2 separate regions of the Homo sapiens genome follow, and region 2 is linked to region 1. Evidence: chromatin contacts called from ENCODE Hi-C data. All regions are on one chromosome and are shown on one strand. The core of a region is the stretch at or near the end of the contact, and the rest is flanking DNA. Distances in the headings are between cores, read along the strand shown. Region 1 holds the start of LINC01282 (long intergenic non-protein coding RNA 1282). Region 2 has its middle 5.4 kb from the start of LINC01283.

Region 1 (2,750 bases), core at 139-2,638:
TAGAGTACCCAATCTGAGACATATATATTGTTCCTATACCCACAACAACTCTGTGAAGTAAGTGTTCTTCTCACTTTAAAGAAGAGGAAATAGGCTCAGAAAGAGTAAGTGACTCGCCCAAGGTGACACAGCTGATAACTGACTGAGCTGGGATTGAAGCCTGTGACCATCAGTCATTCTTTCATTCAGGTATGTTTTGCCATTGTGATGTGTGCTTTGAAGGATGCCAAAGAAGCCTGGGTCTCAGCACCTGATGAATGCTCTCACTGGGGAACTAAACAATGTAAATTAAGCAGTCAAAGATGAGTGCCATTCTTTGTTCATTTATTCATTAATTCAGCAAGAATTTATTGAATGTCTACAGTGCCCAATATTAGTGAATAGTAGTAAACAAACACAATGATTACCTTCATGAAGCTTATATTCTGGCAGGGGGTATAGAGAAATAATATAAATAATAATTGCAATTAATAAGCTGTTCATTCTTCCAATTACTTTCCATCAGCCTGGATTACATTTGGCTGCATAGAACAAAACCAGACTCCAGGGGCTTAAGCACAAAAGGCTTTATTTTTCTTCCATAAATAAGAAGTTTTGAGATAGGCAGCCTAGTCCTGATGCATTTGCTCAGGAAATTCAGGAATATAGACTGTTTTTCACTTCTGGTTCTGCCAACCTCAGATGGCCAGATAGTGGCTGCTCCACCTCTCAACATTGTGACCGTGTCCCAGGCAAAATAATAGGATAAGAGTTAAAGAAAAGAATCAAAGGGTTCACTTCTGCCAGGTCTTTCCCTTTAGCAAAACAAAACCAAAAACCTTTCCTGGGAGTACTACTCAGCAACTTTTACCTACGTCTCTTTGAGCAAAACTGGGTCACGTGCTTGTGCATAAATGCAAGAGAGTTTGGGAAGAAGTAGTTTAACTAAGTACATCATCACACCAGACATAATGGGGGTTCTATTAGTGTAAGGAGCAAATCGATAGTGGGTAGTGGGTAGGCAGTGTTGGGCACAATTCTATTCTGTCTCTCAATTTACATGTTGAATGAGGTTGGAAAAAGTCATTGAGTGTGAGGAAAGGAGATACCTGTGAGAACCAAAGACCTCAGCTGCTTCTCTTCTCTCATGCTGTCTCCTCCTGCTGTCCTGGAGTATACTTGCCAACAGGTCTGTGAGATCTTAAGAACTAAGAGAGTGAGTACAGAGTAACACATCTTCAGTTGAATGATGCAGAGGGGTCCTTGTCTCTTTAATTATTATCTAACGTCACAAAGATCATCTTTCTCTGGATTATGACAAAGTAGCTGATGCTGTGAGTACCCCACCCACATTCCCCTTAGCATTTACCAGTCCTGTGCATGCCAGCCTGATTTCTGACTGCAGGAAGCTGTGTCTTGCAGCCTGTGGGCTTTTTCTGGCTGCTGTGGCCCACTACGCCTGCAGCAGGACTGGAGGCTTGCAGGACTGATACCCATTCCCCAGAGCAACCCTCAACCAATGACCTTCAGGATTGGGTGGATAAATATCCCAGCTCTCTTACTCTTCAGGTAGAATGGCTCTAAGATGTATTTTCTACATTGTCTTCCAGAGTTCCCTAGTGTGATTATGTTCCACTTGCCTGTAGTGATAACCTGCTTGATAATGTACCCTTTATTGGTGGCCTTTCCTTCCTTGCCTCACTTCCTGTGATGTTTAATTTTATATATCAATTTGGCTATTCTGTAGTACCCAGTTTTTGGACAAACACTACTCTAGATGGTTTTGTGAAGGTATTTTTTTTTTTGAATGAGATAAATATTTAAATCAGTAGACTTTGAGTATAGCAGATTACTCTTCATAATGGGAAACCTGTTATGTGGATGGGCCTCATACAACCAGCTGATGGTCTTAAAAATCCTGAGGTTCCCAGAGGAAGAAGGAATCTGCGTCCAGACTGCCTTCCAACTTGGATTATGGCAAGTCCAGACAGCAACATCAGCACTTCCCTGGGTCTCCAGCCTGTCAGCCTGCCCAGAAGATTTTATACTTGCCAGGACCCAGGATCATGTAAGCTAATTCCTTAAAATAAACCTGTCTCTATCTCTATCTCTGTCTCTCTCTATATCTCTATCTCTGCATACAAACATCCTATTCTGTTTATCTGAAGAACCTTGATTAATATGCTTCCTCATTTCCTTATTGGTCTTTCCTAAATAAACTATTTGCATTCAAATTCCTTTCTCAGGATCTGCTTTTGGGGGAACCCAAACTCAGACAGGTCATGTGCCAACCTGTGGTCATCTCTATTATTAGTATGGATCATGGGAAAGGAGACTACACCAACACTTTGGGTAGTCATTCAGGACCACAACTTGGTTTCCCAACAATGGCCTGGACATCAGAGCTCACTGTCTCATCTACAATAAAACTTCCCACCAAAATGCTGTTATTAATGCAACTCAACAACTAACTTACAGCTTCTGGATGTCTCTATTCATATTTTGAAGAGAGAGAATCTCATTCAGTTTTTATCATGTATTTGCCCCCAGGCAAGACATCTACAGTCAGGAAAGTAGAGTCATATGGCAAAAACATGAGTATTATGTATGATGGAAGCAAACCCTGTGCATGACATGGACAATTTTTAAAGAATAAGGACTGGGCAGCCACACCAATAAGCATCTGCTACACTGATATTGAAGCATTCTGCCAATTCTAAAACATAGTGTTATTAGCAATTATAATGACAAAGAACATGAGTGAGACTATG
Region 2 (2,773 bases), core at 35-2,534, 49 kb before region 1:
GTTGTTTGGGCATATTTATACTAAAAAATCATTGTTTATTGGAAATCCAAATTTACCTGGGCATCTTGTATTTTCTCTGGCAACCTGAATCATGGCTGGAAAGAAGGGTGAACTAATTAGGAAACTGGAAATGATTACAAAGTCCTGGATTTTGTGTCATTCTGGACTGGATAAGGCAGATTTGTGAGCCTTTTAACCTTTATCATACCTAATCTGGGAGTGGTTTGCACCCCATCATCCTCTTGGGCACCCTATACAGCTAACTGCATGTGAGGACAGTCGGGGAGAAACATCACTCAAGGAGGTTAAGGAAATGACCACAACCCAGGGGTCTGTTCCCTGAGGTGAAAACCCTAGTGGCCTTCAAGGCTGTAGTCATACATTTCCCAGGTAGCCTTAGAAGGAGTAGCAGTACAGAGTGCCAACAGCAGAAAATGGAAAGTCTTAATCACATTCCTTTCTTTGGCTACCATCAGCATGACAGCAGTAAAATTGTGTTTCAGCAGCAGGGGGCCCAGCCAACCTGCTACTGGTCACTTCCCCACAGGGCCTGGGACTGAGGACTGCATGAGTGCTGGATACTAACTCCATGCCTCACCTTACTCTAAGCATGTCACAGAGATTAGCACATTTAATACAGCAACAACTCAAGGAGAGAGGTAGAACCTCAGATGAGGAAACTGAAGCACATTAAATCACTCAGCTCTGAGATGGGAGATCTGGCATCCAGACCCAAGCAGTGTGACATGGGTGATGTCACTTCTAGTCACTGTAACACACTCCTCAGAACTGTTCCTGGGACCATGAAATAGTGCATGTAAAGGACCCAGCCCAAAGTCACTGCCCAGGTGGAGTCTGAAGGTGTCCATTCCAGATATCGTCATTATTTTAATATTACTCTTATCCCCATCTTCTCTTGAGCCCTGAAAATGGCAGTCAGCCCTAGTGATGGTGACTGTAGAGAGACCAGGCTGGTCTGTCTTCCCGAGGGCTGCTGGGCAGCCCAGATAAACTTTTCAATCCCTTAATCCCCTTCACCGAGACTGCAGTCACCTCCTGCCTCCATCTTGCAGGCCATGAGTTTATCGCACAGTCAGAAATAGCTGCCAGGTCCCCTGGAAAACAAGCCTGCAAAAGAAGCCTGTGAAGCACAAGCTCCAGGCAGGAGCAAACCAAACAACAACCTGCACTGCGGTCAGGCAAAAAAGCCCCTCTGTGTTTGTTATCAATGCTGACCGGGTGCTGGGATGGTTTTGGTTTTGGTTTTCTTTTAACAGTGGCTTAGCTGTTTTTATAAGAGCTGAATTCTGATGCTAGGCCAGGCAGCTAAAGTAGAATCCACCCAATATTCCCCCTCCTTTTACAACTAGCCATAGGGAAGTCCTGAATTTGGGCTCCAGATCTCCCAGCTTTCAGGATACACTCATCTGGCCTCTGCCTTGCCCTCATCTTAAGTCCTAGAGTGTTGCTAACAGGGGCAAGATAAGGACACCGACAGGGTGGGCGCCTCTATATGCTGTCGGTGCCCCGCCCTGTTCCCTCAGCCTGTTCAGGCTGACTCCTAACTGCCAGTGTGTGTGTCTCTTTGCCTGATGGCTTTCTAGAAACTGTGGACCACCACACTGCCCGTGCACATGAAAGAATTACATGACTATTGCAAGCTAGTGTATAAACAGCCCAGCTCCATGAATGAGATAACTTGGATAAGGTTGTGCGTTCTCCACCAGTGCTACTTGAAGTGTGGTCTCCAGGCCCTTGACAAGCTGTGAAATGTTTATTGCTTGTACATTTCAAGGTACATACACAAATGGAAAGTTGGCGTTTACGAACGTTTATAGCAATTTGACATTGCTGTGACATTTTAATTGTATTTTTACAAAAGTATCCACTTATAATGGATTGATAACAACAGCAGACAACCTGGTACTTTCCCCAGACAGCTTGAGAAGCACTGGTCTCTCTAGTTCCTAGTTTCCCCAGTGGGATTAAACTCCAGTTGCCCACCGTGCCAGCCAACTTGATAATGCACCTTTGACTGGCTCCCTTTCGTTACCTGTCTCATTTTCCTACTCCGCTACCAGTGTTTCTTGCATTTCTCAAATAAACTATTTGCATTCATTTCTTTGTTTTGGGGTCGGCTTCTGGGGCAACCCAAACTCAGACACCCTCCCTTGTAAAAGGCTGCCCACGCTGCCATCTGCTGCCTGGGGCATGTCACTGGTGGCTCCTTCATTTTTTCCCCAAGGAATTAGGTAGCCCATTAAGGATGATAAATTTATCTGCCCACCTCTGCATTTCTTCCAGCATCCATGGCCTAAGGTCATGAAGTCACTGCCCTCGGCGTTCTTTGCTTTTTCAGAATGACACACTGGCTGGAGCTGACAGAAAACACACTTTCAGACAGTTGGCAGCCAAGAATCATCAATATTCTGCTTAATATTGAATGCCCCCCACTGCCTTTCTAAGATGGGCTCTTACAGGGCAATGTGGCTTCAAGATAAAGGTCTGAAGCATGCCCTGGGCAGCAGATAGTGGCATGGGTAGCCTTATACAAGAAAGGGTGTTTGACTTTGGGTTGCCCCAGAGGCCAAAGTTGAAACAAAATTTATAGGCTAGAAGGGCCAGTTAGAAAAACCTGTTCTTTTTCGGAAGTCACTTTTGCATGTACGTGGAATGCTTTTGTTCAGATATAAAGCACCCAGGCTCAGTCTGTTATGCCCTGAATCATTTTCTTGTGGCTCAGGGCCTCCCTTGACTTGAGTGCTATTATCCC

The links. A loop is a pair of places that touch in the nucleus more often than their neighbours do.
Region 2: a map of posterior cingulate gyrus shows a loop between it and region 1 (3-fold over the local background). The contact joins the enhancer-like site here to the promoter of LINC01282 in region 1. A Hi-C loop is called at or near these places in 1 of 168 maps with a recorded cell type or tissue (posterior cingulate gyrus).

Annotation. Positions count from the first base shown.
Region 1 is chrX:39,390,412-39,393,161 of GRCh38, reverse strand. LINC01282 (long intergenic non-protein coding RNA 1282) reads left to right here and starts at 1,388. Exons shown (of 6, transcript NR_110385.1): 1 at 1,388-1,548.
Region 2 is chrX:39,438,827-39,441,599 of GRCh38, reverse strand. No RefSeq gene overlaps it. Among named protein-coding and RNA genes, the nearest start is that of LINC01283, 5.4 kb to the right of the region's middle. RefSeq lists enhancers at 908-957, 1,048-1,327. Within about 2 kb of position 1,284, at least 4 of the 41 ENCODE cell types and tissues checked have a DNase peak (open chromatin) inside an H3K27ac peak, as active enhancers do.